3 separate regions of the Homo sapiens genome follow, and regions 2 and 3 are each linked to region 1. Evidence: chromatin contacts called from ENCODE Hi-C data. All regions are on one chromosome and are shown on one strand. The core of a region is the stretch at or near the end of the contact, and the rest is flanking DNA. Distances in the headings are between cores, read along the strand shown.

What was found. A loop is a pair of places that touch in the nucleus more often than their neighbours do. Pooled maps may share reads with other maps.
Region 2: a loop to region 1 is called in a map of CD4-positive, alpha-beta memory T cell, with 6 times the contacts of the local background. The contact joins the promoter of STBD1 here to the promoter of CCNG2 in region 1. A Hi-C loop is called at or near these places in 1 of 168 maps with a recorded cell type or tissue (CD4-positive, alpha-beta memory T cell), 1 of 37 single-sample maps with no recorded cell type and 14 of 50 pooled maps.
Region 3: a loop to region 1 is called in a pooled map, with 2.1 times the contacts of the local background. The contact joins the promoter of SHROOM3 here to the promoter of CCNG2 in region 1. A Hi-C loop is called at or near these places in 4 of 50 pooled maps.

What each region holds. Positions count from the first base shown.
Region 1 is chr4:77,154,986-77,159,801 of GRCh38, forward strand. It overlaps CCNG2 (cyclin G2), which reads left to right and starts at 2,222. Exons shown (of 8, transcript NM_004354.3): 1 at 2,222-2,521; 2 at 3,548-3,685; 3 at 4,382-4,519. The coding sequence starts at 3,548. LOC101928864 (a long non-coding RNA gene) reads right to left here and starts at 3,079. Exons shown (of 2, transcript XR_244659.5): 1 at 285-3,079. RefSeq lists silencers at 1,781-1,900, 2,321-2,390, 2,421-2,530.
Region 2 is chr4:76,304,077-76,308,892 of GRCh38, forward strand. STBD1 (starch binding domain 1) reads left to right here and starts at 2,657. Exons shown (of 2, transcript NM_003943.5): 1 at 2,657-2,913. The coding sequence starts at 2,694. The region is part of intron 6 of FAM47E-STBD1 (FAM47E-STBD1 readthrough); the gene reads left to right.
Region 3 is chr4:76,432,611-76,437,426 of GRCh38, forward strand. SHROOM3 (shroom family member 3) reads left to right here and starts at 2,619. Exons shown (of 11, transcript NM_020859.4): 1 at 2,619-3,610. The coding sequence starts at 3,443.

The sequences.
Region 1 (4,816 bases), core at 972-3,471:
GACACATAAAATACCAGTTATGAAATATAGAGTACACATTTAGTATAGCTTCATATCATTTAGTGCTAAGCAGCAAGATGATTATGTCAAATAAAAGTTATCACTTATTTATGTTTAAAAGATCAGATAAGCATTGGATAAAATTATGTAGCCTAAGCAAAGGACAATTTCTAAATCTTTTCCTTTTTGTTTTATATAGTCTGTTATTTTTAAAGTCTTCTACCACATAAATTTGCATTTCCTCTTTCACATCACTTATAAAATAACGTATGTTCCTTTTTTACCTTTGCCTTCTTACTTGAAAAAAACATCCCCAGTCTCCTTCATGCTTTGATCACAAACTCTTCATTTCTCTGATGGTGGATAGTTGGTCGAGCTGCTTTCTGTCTGTGGGCCCTGTCCACTCAGCCTATTGATGCTCTGTACAATGAGCTGTCATCTCTGTAATTTTAATCTTAGCTCTAGTCTCTAAGTTAGTTTCATGCTCCTATTATGTTTATCAGCATAGATTTCCAGCAAGATGATTATGTCAAATAAAAGTTATCACTTAATGTTTAAAAGATAAAACAAGCATTGGATAAAATTATGTAGCCTGTAAATCATTTAAAACTGGTGTGCTAATTTTATCTTATTTTCCAAAACCCTCACCAAGCTCACACCTCTCTGAAATAAGTGTTAGCTTTTTGGGCTGCCTTCCCCCAGTTGCTCTGTGCTCCAAACAGATGCCTGTGTTTAGTCCGAGCTAATATGCAAAGGGACCTAGTTTTAAAATTCCTTAGCTGCTCCGCAAAGAAGAGCGCTGCCAAAGCTATGTTGTGTGCCTTCCCATATTTCACAAGTAACAAAATAATTCACAGAAAACACATAGAAGAACAGAAAGGAGAAATCTCTTCCCAGGGACTATCTGATTATGTAGATTAGAACTCACGAATATGGTATTTTCTAATTTAGGAGGGAGAGAGTAAACAAATAAATGTTCCAGGGCAGTCAACCACATGCCCCATTGATATTCCGTGTGAAAGTGTCTCTGGCCTAAGGCACCTGGTTTGTTTGCTTTTTGTCCCGTCCTGGGAGACGTGTCGCCTATAATAACAACGCTAATTATAATGAACAATAAATGATAATTTATGGGTTACCAAGGACCAAGAAGCTCTGGGAGTCTTCATTAAAACAACAGCACTACAACCTCTGGAGGTACGCCGTAATTATTAGATGTTTACGTACCCTCATCAGCGTGCTAAGTTTTTATTGAAAAGCCCCTCCTTCAGTCCCTCCTGAATTTTTTTAAATTATGGAAAAATTCCAAGACACAGAACTAGAAAGAATACTGTAATGCAGCCTCGAGTACCCATCACCCAGCTTCGACCCTCAACTTTTTGCCTATCTTATTTCACCTCTCTTCTCCATTTTTTTTTCTCTTGGACTGTAAAATTTTAAAGCAAATACCCAAACTTGTAGCATTTATTGAATATTTTAGTAAACGCCCCGACAATGTTATAATAATTTGGTGGGTTATTGCAAAATGGAACGCCAAGACAAAATAAAGAAGGAATGTAGAAAACTCTCCCGTGGCTGAAAAGGCTGTCACAAAGGTTAGCTGTTAGGAGAAGCGCCGCGAGCGTGACATTCCCCCAAGAAAGGCGGAGGCAGCCAGGCGAGAAGGCACAGCCCCGCAGGGCAGGTAACTGAATACCTTCTCCGCTGCACACCCAGGCATGCGCAATCCAGACCCTGGAGTTGCTAAGGCCCCAAGGCAGAGAGAGGCTCAGGCTACGGAGAAAGCCAATCAGAGGGCTCCAAGACTGATAAGTTAGCCAATCCAGATTCGAGGGTGAATCAGGTCCTCAGCATGCCCATCGCCCCACCCGCATCCAATCAGAGAGCCGGCTACTTTGGGCGGACTTTTCAAAACAGCGAAAACAAAACAAATCGGGGACCTTTAAAAGGCGTAATGAGACCAGAAACGATCTCCTTCCGCCCCTCTGTCTTCCCCCGTTCCCCAACGCAGATCAATCGCGGAATAAGCCCGACGCCCAGATTCCGCTCTCCGCCCTAGCGCCAGGCGGGAGGACTGGCTCGGCAAAGCCAAGGAGAGCTAGGGAGGCCGCGAGAGAGGCTCGAGACGGCAGCTTAGGGGCGGGACTCTTTTTTAAAGTCCGTGGAGGAAGTGCAGGATCCCTCCGCGGGGAGTCACGTGCCCCGCCCCCTTGGGGGCGTCGAAACTCTTAACAAAAACAAGGGGCTCGGGGAGGTTTCCGCTGAGGCGGCGGGGGTGCGGCGGTGGGCTGGTCTTCCGCGGCCGGCGTTGCGCCGCGGCGGAGGGTGGGCGCGCGGGGAGCGGGATGGAGCCGGGGCTGTGAGGCCGAGGCGGCGGTGCCTGGGAGGAAGGGTCGGATGCCGGACCGGGGGCACCGCTGAGGCGGTGGGTCCCCGACCTGCGAGACAGGTTTGGAAGCCCCCGCTGCGCCCAGTCCGTGCGGACCGCGAGGCCGCGGGCGGGTGGAGGCGCGTCTCCGGCACGGTGAGTGGACCCGCCCAGGGCCGCCGTGGGTTTCTTTGTTCGTGGTGGGGACTGTGGGCTTTGAGGAGGTTGGTACCATGCGAGTGCCTCGGTGCTGCCTGCTCCTCATCCGCTGGAGCGACCAGGGTGCTGCCCTCAGCCCCAGCCCCGGGGGGAGCTGGCGCCCGCGATGGACAGATAGATGCTCGTGGGGTGGAAGGAGGTTGCGACTAGGTTAAGGGCAGTCTCCGCCTCGGTGCCCCCCGCCCCCGCTCGTGTTGTCACGGGGACTTGCTGGCGTGGTGCTTCTCGAATTGACAGCCCCGGGGCTCTGCAGAGTTGTGGGGCCCCGGCATCAGTGGGTGGACGGGTGTTGTCCCTACGGGCGCGGGGCGGGCGGGCTGGACTGGACTTCTCTCCCCGGACCGTAGCCGGGTGTGCCGCGCCACCCCAGGGCTCCTGGGACGGGGGTATCCGCCTCTCGGGTAAGTCCGGAATCGGCGCTGCAGCAGCGGACGGGAAAAGCTGGGGGCGGGACTCTCCGAGAGGGGCTTCTGCAGCTGGGCGCCCCGGGCGGGCGGGGCTCGGGAGTCTCCTCCCTCCGCTTCTTTGTTCAGTCGCGAGACTCTCCCTCCCCTCCCCCCTATTGTGCAACACCCCATCCCCGGGACCCGCTGCAGTCGCTCGCCACACTGCAGTCCCCTGGGCAGAAGGCCCTCCCTGGCGCGACTTCAGGTGGGGCAGACCGAGGGGACGCCGGCGCCCGCGGACAGTTTCCTGTTTGTGAAACGCCAAGAGGCCAGGGCTGGCCGGTCTTACCCAGCGCTGGCCGGCGGACCTGACCACGGCTCCTCCCCCTGCCACACCTCCCTGGCCGTGGTGGGGATTGCCCTGGGGCTCTGGCGGACGTGACTGGTCCCTTCACCCGCTCCTTGTCGGGGTGTGCTGGGGCGACCCTTGCTGGAGGTACTGGCCTCAGCCCTTTCTCCCGCTTCCCCACCCCTCTTACCCCCAGATTACATTCTCTGTGTGGTGTCTTTACTGCAGATGAAGGATTTGGGGGCAGAGCACTTGGCAGGTCATGAAGGGGTCCAACTTCTCGGGTTGTTGAACGTCTACCTGGAACAAGAAGAGAGATTCCAACCTCGAGAAAAAGGGCTGAGTTTGATTGAGGCTACCCCGGAGGTAAGTTGGCAGAAAAGATAACTTGCTCAAGCAGCTGATGGGGCTTGGAGGAGGTAACCCCCCCGCCCCCGTTGAATCATGACTAAAGCCTGCAAAATTTCTTAAAAGTTGTTCTTTCTGGAGTACCAAGATAAACCTTATTACAGGTTAATGCTTTTGTTTCTTAGCAAGAATGAGAGTGATACTTTAGAGAAGTGGGGTTTTTTGTTGTTGTTTTTAATGTGGCACCCTCCTCGCTGCCCCCCATACTCCAGCCTGCAGCTTCAGGATGGGAGACCCCGGGTGAATTGAGTAGTTCATTTGTGCAAACACCCTCTGCCTGTGAAATACATATTTATAGTAGAATCTTAAATGACTTTAGAAAAGCAAACAAAAGAACCCTTTCTCTCCATTCCAAGGGAATTGAATTATATTTGCTATAACTCTCTGAAATCTTGCAACAGTTCACCTTATATTGAATTGCTGAAGCTCTTTTATGATGCGTATTTTTAAGAAGCAGTGATTTACGTCTTACAGATGATAAAGTGTATAGCTTTAGTTAAGCGATACCACTCTTTCCACCTATATTCTTGAAGATTGAGGGAAAAAAATTAACCTTATTCTTGGGAAAAAATTAACCTTATTCTTTGGACCTGTATGTGTTTTTCATCTGGTTCTAAGAAAATTGTAAACCTTGGTTCTTGGTTTTTATTGCAGAATGATAACACTTTGTGTCCAGGATTGAGAAATGCCAAAGTTGAAGATTTAAGGAGTTTAGCCAACTTTTTTGGATCTTGCACTGAAACTTTTGTCCTGGCTGTCAATATTTTGGACAGGTTCTTGGCTCTTATGAAGGTATTTCATCATTTTTATAAATATGTCTTCCTTTTTCTATGCCCAGTGCCTAGCACACAGGGTTCAAGAAATATTTATCGAATGGGTATAATAACGTCCACTGTACATAAAAATTTATAATCAGAATTGTGATCGTTAGTGCCAGAATAAGACTACAAGATTAATTGTATTGTTGTATCTTAGGTTTTTCTGTTGTGTCTTAGGTTTTACCTCTTAAGTACTTTCTCTTGAATATGTGACAAAAGAGAGACTACTATTTTTTAGGTATTTGCCATATATTTATAGTCCTCAATATAA
Region 2 (4,816 bases), core at 1,407-3,906, 850 kb before region 1:
AATGAATGGACATTTATGACAGCAATAAATATTAAGAGCCTTTTAGGTATTATAAGTGAATAGTGGGGCTTACATCTGAAGGATTTTACAGATTCTCTGGGATTTTTATCCCTTAGACAGGAGTCCCCAGACCTTGGTCTGAGGCCTGTTAGGAAGCAGGCTGCACAGTAAGGAGGTGAGTGGTTGGCAAGTGAACATTACAGCCTGAGCTGCACCTCCTATCAGATCAGTAGCGGCATTAGACTCTCATAGGAGCACAAACCCTATGTGAACCGCACATGCAAGGGATCTTATATTTTTATCAGATTTTTTGAGACAGTCTCCCTCTGTCACCCAGGCTGGAGTGCAGTGGCATGATCATGGCTCACTGCAGCCTTCACCTCCCAGGCTTAAGTGATCCTCAGCCTCCTGAGTAGCTGGGACTATAGGCGCCACTGCCTTGCCCAGCTCATTTTTGTATTTTTCCATAGAGACAGGGTTTTGCTATGCTGCCCAGGCTGAAAGAATCTTATTTTATACAGTGACATTCATTCTCTTAAAAATATAGCTTTACGGTTACTTTTTATTATACATAAAATGAATTTCAAGGAACGGTAATATCCACATGGGCTAAAAATGCATATGGAATCTACGTAAGAAAAATGCCAATAATGCTCTAGGGTGAAATTACCTGGGGCTTTTAATTCATTCATTCAACCTGTACTTCTAAGCGCTCACTCCGGAGAGGTTACAGGTGCTAAGAATTCAGCAGAGAACAAAGGACAACCATCCCCGCTGTCATTTACACTCTGAAGGGAGGAAAGAGAAATTAAACCACAGACACACAGATTATAGAGTGTATTAGAAATGACGCCCTAAGTGCTAATGAGAACAATGGAGCAGGGGAAGGATATAGGGAGTAGGATTGTAATTAAAACTGGGATTGTCAAGGAAGGGCTGGGCAGGGGAGGGGGTAGTGGGGATGCAGATGACACTTGTGCCAAGACCTAAAGGGGATGAGAGAGAGAGGATGTCTGCAGGAAGGATGACTCTAGGCAAGGAAGCCAGTGTGGTTGAAGGTGGCAAGATGGAGATGAGTGCACAGTGGTCATGGGGAACAGATCCTGTAGGGTCTTAAAGGTTCTTCCGTGTGATCTGGAGCAACTGGAGGGTCTTGAGCAGAGAACTGGGGTGTTTTAACAGGATCACGCTGACTGGTGGTTTGAAAGTGGCCTGTGGGAGCTTGCTGTGTTTTGTTTTGCAGCAATGGGAAGGATGTGGTTGCCACTTCCTGAGATGGGGAAGGTGGGGAGAGTAGTAGGTTTGGGGAGTTAGGTGGGGAGTTCAGGTCTGGATGAGTTGGGTTTGAGATGTCTATTAGACATCCACGAGGAGATGCCCAGTAGGCAGTCTTCGCCCTCACCTCTCCTCTACCTCCTCTCTTATGATTACAGAAGTTGTGGCCTGCATCAAGGCGTGCATCAGCCTTCCAGTAACCCCACTGGCAGAACCTTGCACCCCGTTAAGGGCTACTGTCCATTCGGAGCAAGGGGCACATTAGATAATTTGCCCTACCAGAGAGAGCAATTATAGCAATTACTCCAAGGCAGGTGTTTGGTATCTGTGGCCTTTAGCAGTTGAATGTCGGAGTCCAAGGGAAAGGTGTGAGCTGCAGACATAGACGTGGGGATCATCAGCTTGAAGCTGTTGTGCAAAGTCATCAGATCAGCAGAGGAAAGGATTTACAAAGAAATATATATAACACCGCACAGGGTTGTTGTCTTGTGAGGATTAAATTAAATACACACTTAAAACATCCGGAATACAGACAGTGCTTAATAAAGAGCTGCTGTTTTTATTAACAAACTTATCTGTAGGAGCTCGTCCATGGACAACATCCAGTTCATACAGATGCGTGCGCATTTCGCAGCAGCCATACACGCCCAAAGAGGACGAGACTGGATGTGATTGAGCTGACTGGCATCTTTAGATGGATGGTCCTCAGTCCAGTCCTTCCATTTTACAGGCGAGGAGGCGGAAGCTTGGGGAGGCTAAGCGCGCTGAGCTGGCGGCGGAGCGGAGCTTCCACTAGGGCTCCCAGTTTCCCCGCACCGCGCCCGCCGTCCTCCGGGCCACCCATCCCACCCGAACGCGCCACCGCTCTAGCCCGCGCTCCAGCCCGCGCGTCACCGACGCCCGCGGCCTCTCCCACCTCTAAGTTCCAGGAAGCTCTCGGCCTCTAGCTGACCGCGTTGCTGCTGAGCTTCCCTGGGGAGAAGGCGCCGAGGTGCCCGGTGCGGGCCGAGGCAGGGCTGGGCCTCGCGGGCAGCAGGCGGAAGAAGGAAGGGCGGTGGGGCAGGTCCCGGCTGCGCGGGGCAGTTGTGCGCACTTGGGTTCTTCACGCGGGACACACGTGGAACGCCGACCCCTGCGCCCCTGGCCGCTGGCAACTGGCAAGGCCGGGAACAGAAAGTGTAGGGACAGAAGAGCGCTGGAGTCTTCCCCGGGAGGGAGCCCGGGGCTGCAGCCCAGGGGCGGGGAGCGGGGCGGGGCTGGGAAAGTTGAGTACTGGTCGCTCAGGGCCGGGCTCCGCCGGAGTGCCCGGCGCAGAAACCGTAAAAGGCTGGAGCGGGCGGGGTAGGTGTGGCTCTGTGTGCGTGACCTGAGCCCCGGTCCCAGTCCCTGTAGTCTCCTGCGGCCGCGGCCTCTCAGCCATGGGCGCCGTCTGGTCCGCCCTGCTGGTTGGAGGGGGTCTGGCCGGAGCACTTTTCGTTTGGCTGCTGCGGGGCGGCCCTGGCGACACCGGGAAGGACGGGGATGCGGAGCAGGAGAAAGACGCCCCTCTTGGGGGAGCTGCGATTCCGGGAGGCCATCAGAGTGGCAGCAGCGGACTGAGCCCTGGACCTTCCGGGCAGGAGCTGGTCACCAAACCAGGTATTCTTCCCCCCGTGACTCCAGGGCACATCTGCCAGAGCTTTGAGGTTCATCGAGGAAGGGAGCAAAGAGACAAACCCACCTGGAGCTTTCCTAGGGGCCCATTCCTGCGGACGGGCTCTCCTAAGGGGACTGGGCCATCCCCACGCCCCTCGGTTTCCCAGGCTGGTTGGTACGCGCAGGCAGGTTTCTTGTCTGGTCCTCCAAGGGCCGCGCCCTTGCCGAGTCCCTCAGCGCCCGCGCCTGAGGACTTGGTCCTGCCCCTCCGGCGGGGATGAGCTCCTCCACTTGGCGGCGCTTGGTGCAGTGCGGGCGGCTGCAGTGGCGGCGCCCCTTCCCGGCCTTTGGAAAGGGGGGCTTAGGTTTAGGGGATCCTACAAGCCTCTTCGATCTCTGCCCAAGCAGGGACATTTTCTAAGTCCCAATCCGGGTAGTCTGACATCCTCCCATCGCACAGCCCATGAAGAGCTGGGTTTGGGAACACCCGAACTGCGGGCGCCTCCTGCTATCTGGATGCTTCTTTAGGAAGGCAAAGTTCAGGTTGGACTCTGGCCATGAAGGCTGTGGCTGAGGCCCTGGGGATGTGCCTTGGTCACCCCTTTCAGCACTGTCGGCAGTCCCCTCCACGCTGCCCCAGAATAGGGCCGGATAGTCATCCCTAGGAAGGGACTACTTAAATAGGGGACCCAACCCTGATGAGTAGAATTGACATCTGGGTTTAAATTTCTGTATTTTAGGGACCGTTTGCTAAGCAGAGAGCGAACACTGGCAGAAAAGCTTACCGTCCAGTGCCCTCCCTTGGCAAGCTGCCCATGCCTGGACAGAAGCCTAATGGTGAAAATGACATCTGTGAACTTTATTTTTAGCCCAGTGGTGTTCATGTGCAGCCATATGAAAATCTGCCCGTGTGCCTTTACTGTGATTGGTCTGGGATGCCTAGACAGTTCACTTATCTTTTTTCTGAAGACCAATCTCATGCTTTAGGTTGAAAAGTTGGGAATCCAGAATAATATTTGTTCATTCTCACTTCCAACTCCCACCATCACCGAGGCGGGCAAATCACAAGGTCAGGAGTTCGAGACCAGCCTGGCCAATATGGTGAAACCCTGTCTCTACTAAAAGTACAAAAATTAGCTGGGCGTGGTAGTAGGCGCCGGTAGTCCCAGCTACTTGGGAGGCTAAAGCAGGAGAATCGCTTGAACCCGGGAGACAGAGGTTGCAGTGAACCGAAATCGTACCACTGCACTCACTCCAGCCTGGGTGACAGAGCGAGACTCCATCTCAAAAAAAAAAAAAAAAAAGGGATAAAATGAAACAAGACTGTTGTCCCCATACCACCACCACCCCCACACCACATAAAACCACAGCTGTGCTGATTGTATGTATGATTTGGAGATTTCAATCTTGTAGGGAGCTATTTGGACTACCAATGGCATGGCCAAGAAGGAAACTGCATTTTTAGAGGACTTGGATTTTGTATTTTTAAGAACGTTTTTTAAAAAATGCTTACAATGGAAGGGGATACAAAACACCGTTTTGTTGGGGAGGTTCCTAACGCATATGGGATTGGCAAGGAGAAACCAGCCCCTTCCCCCAGTTCTCCCTCCACTCCTGCCCAGGGAAGCACTACTGTTCTCCGTATCTCCCCAAGGTGACAGCTCCTGCTGATCTGCCCGCAGGTCTGCGAGAGCCAATCCCTGCCCTGCATGCCTCCCCTGGGAGAACAAGTGTACTCTTCTGGTTTGTAACGTAGCCACGCAGCCCTTTGCCCCACAGCCTGGACAACATTCTTTGATGATAGGAGCCAAGCAACTTAACTTGGCTGCATGCCAGTATGGCCTGGACTGTGGAGACTGGGGACCATGGGGGGGTTACACGTCTGCCTCTACAGCTTACCACTTCA
Region 3 (4,816 bases), core at 1,369-3,868, 720 kb before region 1:
ACAGTAGGCCGCCATCACACCCTGCATTCCAGCCTGGGCGACAAAGCTAGACTCTGTCTCAATTAAAAAAAAAATAAAAAATAAAAAAAGACTTCCAGCAACTCAAAAATTTTATCTACCAACCTAGCAAACCATAGGAGAAAATGCCATTTTTTGACAGCACTAGTAAAATTTCTAGTTATAACATTGGTCACACTTAAGTCTCATGCCCATCCACATATCAATCATTTGAGCCAGGGGTTGGTTGATTCCTGGGTCATTACGTCCACCCTGGAGCCGGGGACAGGGGCAGCCCACCAGCACCACAGGATCGAGGAAGAAGTGGTTCCCTAGAAAGATGATGAATGGGGCATAAAAGAAGTCCTCTATTAGAAAGCCTGAGTCCTATGCTGTTCTCAGTTAGAATCCCAACCTTTCTTTCCACTGTCAGCACCTTGAGACAATAGAGTTGCCTTTCTCTTCTTGGGGAGGAGTCTGATTGCATTCTGTAATTAAGAGTTTGCATCCAAATCACATATCCTAACAGAAGTTCTTCTTACGAATTAGCAGTGCTATGCCAAAAGAAAGTTGTCTTTTCACCGTAAACTATGCAGAACACCTGACTTAAGCTAGGATTTCATTCCTAAACGTCTGAAGATTTAAATTTCATGCCTGCCTGTGTTGCTTGCAGGATTACTCTGGTCAGATCATTTAACCTTCTGGTGGCCTCTGTGTCCTTACCTCTAAAATCAAGGGTGTGGGAGGATTGTCTCTTGCAGCTTTAACATTCTTTGAATCTGATCAACAGAAGATGGAGGAAAAAAGTTCTTCCAAACCTGGTCTATCAACTGCTATAGTGAAGGTCCACAAAATGAAGTTTTACATTTTTTTTTCAGATTACATATCAATTTTGGTTCTATGTTTGTTTCTTCAATATTTTTGGTGATAATCTAAAATGGAGATTTCATCAGTCTGCAAGCACTGGGTTCATATTATCTTTTCCTTATTTCCTTTGCCTTTAGCTTCATTACTTTTTTTGTTTATTATTTTTTAAATTGACAACTAAAAATTATATATACTTATGGTGTACCACATGATGTTTTGATATAAGTATGCATTGTAAAATGGCTAAATCAAGGAATTAACCTATTACCTCACATACTAATTTTTTTTGTGGTGAGAGCACTTAAAATCTAATCTTAGCAATTTCCAAATATACAATACATTGTTATAACTATGGTCATCATGCTGTACAATAGATCTCTTGAGCTTATGCCTCCTAACTGAAATTTTGTATAGCTATGTTACTTTTAATATTAAATGTGGATTCTGTAAAATCCCAGTTTTTACAAAATGTATTAGGAGTAACATAATAAGAGCCTCATAAATTAATTTTTTCAGAAAGAAAGCTGTTCATTTACCTAGGACTTTTATTTAAAATACATATGTTCTTTGAAATGAAAGAAAAGCTAATGTTTCTCCATTTATTCTAACTTACAAATTAAGCTGTAAAAGAAAACCACAATAGAAATTGCGTAAATTACCCTTAAGAATCAGCCAATTTTTACCACATACTTTCATTTGGTACACCTTAGGTTTCCTTATGTTTCCATTCACATACTACCATTACATAAGGTTTTACTTTTTTTTTTTTTTTTTTGTCTTTGAGCCCTTCAAGTGAAGTTACCATTGAAAATCAAACAATACCTGTCCAGTGTTGTAAATTAAATATCGTGTAGTTTGATATCATATACCTGCCTTTCCATATCAGCCTTTCATTAATTATAAGTACAAACACCAAAATAATTGTTATCAAGCCCCACAGTAGTTTTTAACTTCAGTTTTCAACTTAATTCTCATTATCCCATACTTTTAAACAGAAAAAAGTTTTAGTACATATATTACCTGGAAGTAATTCTAATCTGTTCCAATAACTAAATAGCTGAGGCTTCTGGGTTAGATATGGTTATCTTCTACTGTTCAAATTTTTAATACAAAGCATGAATGTTAAATTTGTATATAACATTATTACAAAATGACACTGGTAACATGAAATCAGAACAACATTCTTTCCCGAGTACCTAGTACTTACCCACAAGGCATTGTAGATTTCTTTTCATTTAAAGAGTGGATAACAATCTTGGAGTAGATAACAATGAAAACCTAGAAAAAAAAACCCACCTCCTGTTTTTATTGAGTCAAACAAGCAGAACTTTGATTGGAAAGTCCCATTTCATATATTACACTGGTAGTATTTTCTTCTAACGAAAAAAAAAAAGCCCTTGTGCCACCACCTTGACATGTACTTAAACGTTTACCCAAATCACTTAGGCATTGCTTCTCAAACTTGGCTGCATAGCAGAATTGCCTGGAGGGTTTTTAAAAACACAAATGCCTATGTCTCACTCCCTGAAATTCTCCTTTAATTGGTACGAGGCGGGGCTATTCTAGGAACTATTTTCTATCCCTTGGCAATTAGCCATCTGTATAGTATTTTTAACTTCCTACGTGTTATTAACTGTAAGACTGTTTGAATTGTCAGGTCTTTGTGGTGAGCTGAATTCTGCATGGCAGTGCTTACTGTGCAGAAAGGTTGCAATGCCTCACTTTGCCTTAATCCATGTTCCTCTAACTTCCTTACTCTTTCTCTCAAGAGGAGGCAAGTGGCTGTGGCGGCCGCAGCAGTGGCTGATCATCACTGAAAATACCAAAGAAAAGAACTGAGCTGCCTCCTTCATATTTTTTCCATTGAGGATTAATTTACCGTGCTTTTTCATTTTCTCTACATCCTGCAAAAGTTTTTTTCTCTCCTAAGAAACAAACTATGAACTGATTGTTGAAAAAAAGAAGTAAAAAGTTTTAGCACAGCTTCTCTGTCTCTTCGGGACAAGTTAGAAAATTCTGAAGTGAGCCGAAGCATAGTAAGTGCTTTCTTTCTTTTTAAGCTACTTCTGGGGAGGGAGGAGGCTATTGTAATGGTAAATTTCACTCCGAGAGGAAGAAAGGGTTGATAATCAATCAAAAATGAGGTATTCCTTTGAGTATTTGTGATTTTCTTACTATATTGTAAGATGCTTTTAATTTTCTCTGTAAAATAGGCAGAAATGGTTTTAGTGTGTGTATGTGTGAAATAAAAGCTCAGAAAAGCAATCTTCAGAGCGCCACTGAAGGAAGTTTTGACGAACGGAGTAGAGATGTATACCACTTGGGGGCTTCAGTGAGAACCCAGAATTCCTGGAGGAGGATTTACATTCAGAAATGTTGAAGTGAAAATTCCTTCTGGTTCAGCATCTTGGAGTTCAGCTTGGAAGAACATTTTACGTATGGAAGAATTTGCTTCTCCAAACCTCTCTTTTGGCCATTGTGTGTCCTGAAGGATGGGACAACTTGTGCTGTAGAAGCACTGCTTGCCTGAGTTTGCTTCAGGCATTTTAAATTTAACTTGAGGGATCATGTGTTTGGCATGATGAGGACCACTGAAGACTTCCACAAGCCTAGTGCCACATTAAACTCTAACACGGCCACCAAGGGAAGGTACATTTATCTGGAGGCATTCCTGGAGGGAGGAGCTCCCTGGGGTTTTACTCTAAAGGGTGGCCTGGAGCACGGAGAACCATTAATCATCTCTAAGGTATGTTTCTTTTTCCAATATTGCCTTTATTCAAATTGTTTTTTTCAACTTGTCAGATTTGTCAAAAATGCAAAATAATGAGAACTGCCTTAATATAACTTAATTTGCTGTTTCATGCCTTTCTGATTATCTAGAAATATTTTGGATAGCCTGGGATTTGAAAGAAAAATGTGTCTAGCTCATTTATTCTATGAAATCCGAAGAAAAATATGCCTGTTTGATGGATAATCTTCTCTTTTTGTGAATGAAATCGCATACAATCAGTTACCACATGAGCTTTTCAGTTATAAATCAGATTAAAGATTAATAACATGGTTAAGATGGTGGCATGGTATATATTTGTGCATTCAAAAATATCTGCTTTTTCTCTCTTCAACTGAAAATAGCATCTAAAAATATTTTAAGTTTGCTTATAATTCTGGATAATAGATTGCATAAATACCATGTGTTGCTTTTTTTCCCCACACTCAGAAAGGAGAATTAAATCAGCTTTCAGCATAACTCAAGATCAAAACATTTCTGCCTCTCCTATTTATCTGTATATTTGAATCCCTTTTTAAACCTTAGTCATCCTGCAGCATACCTCAATTCTTCATTTATCTTTTGGTGTGGGTAGTCATACCAATGAAATATTTATGTACTGGGGTTAATATTTCTATTTTTCTCTTAAACTACAGATTAACATTACTTGTTATAATATTGCTTTTAAATTTTTAGAGTATTTAATAGTCTGATACAATAGATTATAATGGCTTTTCACACATGTGCATTCATCAAGAAACATTTGTAATTAAGGGAGAAAAAATTTTTAATTTGAGGGTGGGAAGAAGGTAATATGGATTGCATTTGAGCTCTGTTATTGGTTCAGGTTACTTTTCATATCCCCAGAAATAATTCCAAAAGGTTATTTTTCAAATTACTGAAGTAATTCTTACTGTGGATGAGCCAGGGAGAACTGGGTTTCACAGTGATAAGCCACGAGTGCACGGGACACCATTATAAGTTGTATGACTTTTCCTTAACTTTCTTAAGTAAAACAAAAGGATGTGCATATGTGTGTGTCAGTTAGGAAGGCTTCCCCCTGTGAAAAAAATTCAAAACCGAGTTTATAGTGGCTCTCAGTAAATTGGGGTTTGTTTTTCTCATATTACAAGAAGTTTGGAGGTAGATTTTCCAGGCAAGGGGAGCAGCAGCTCAATAATGTGA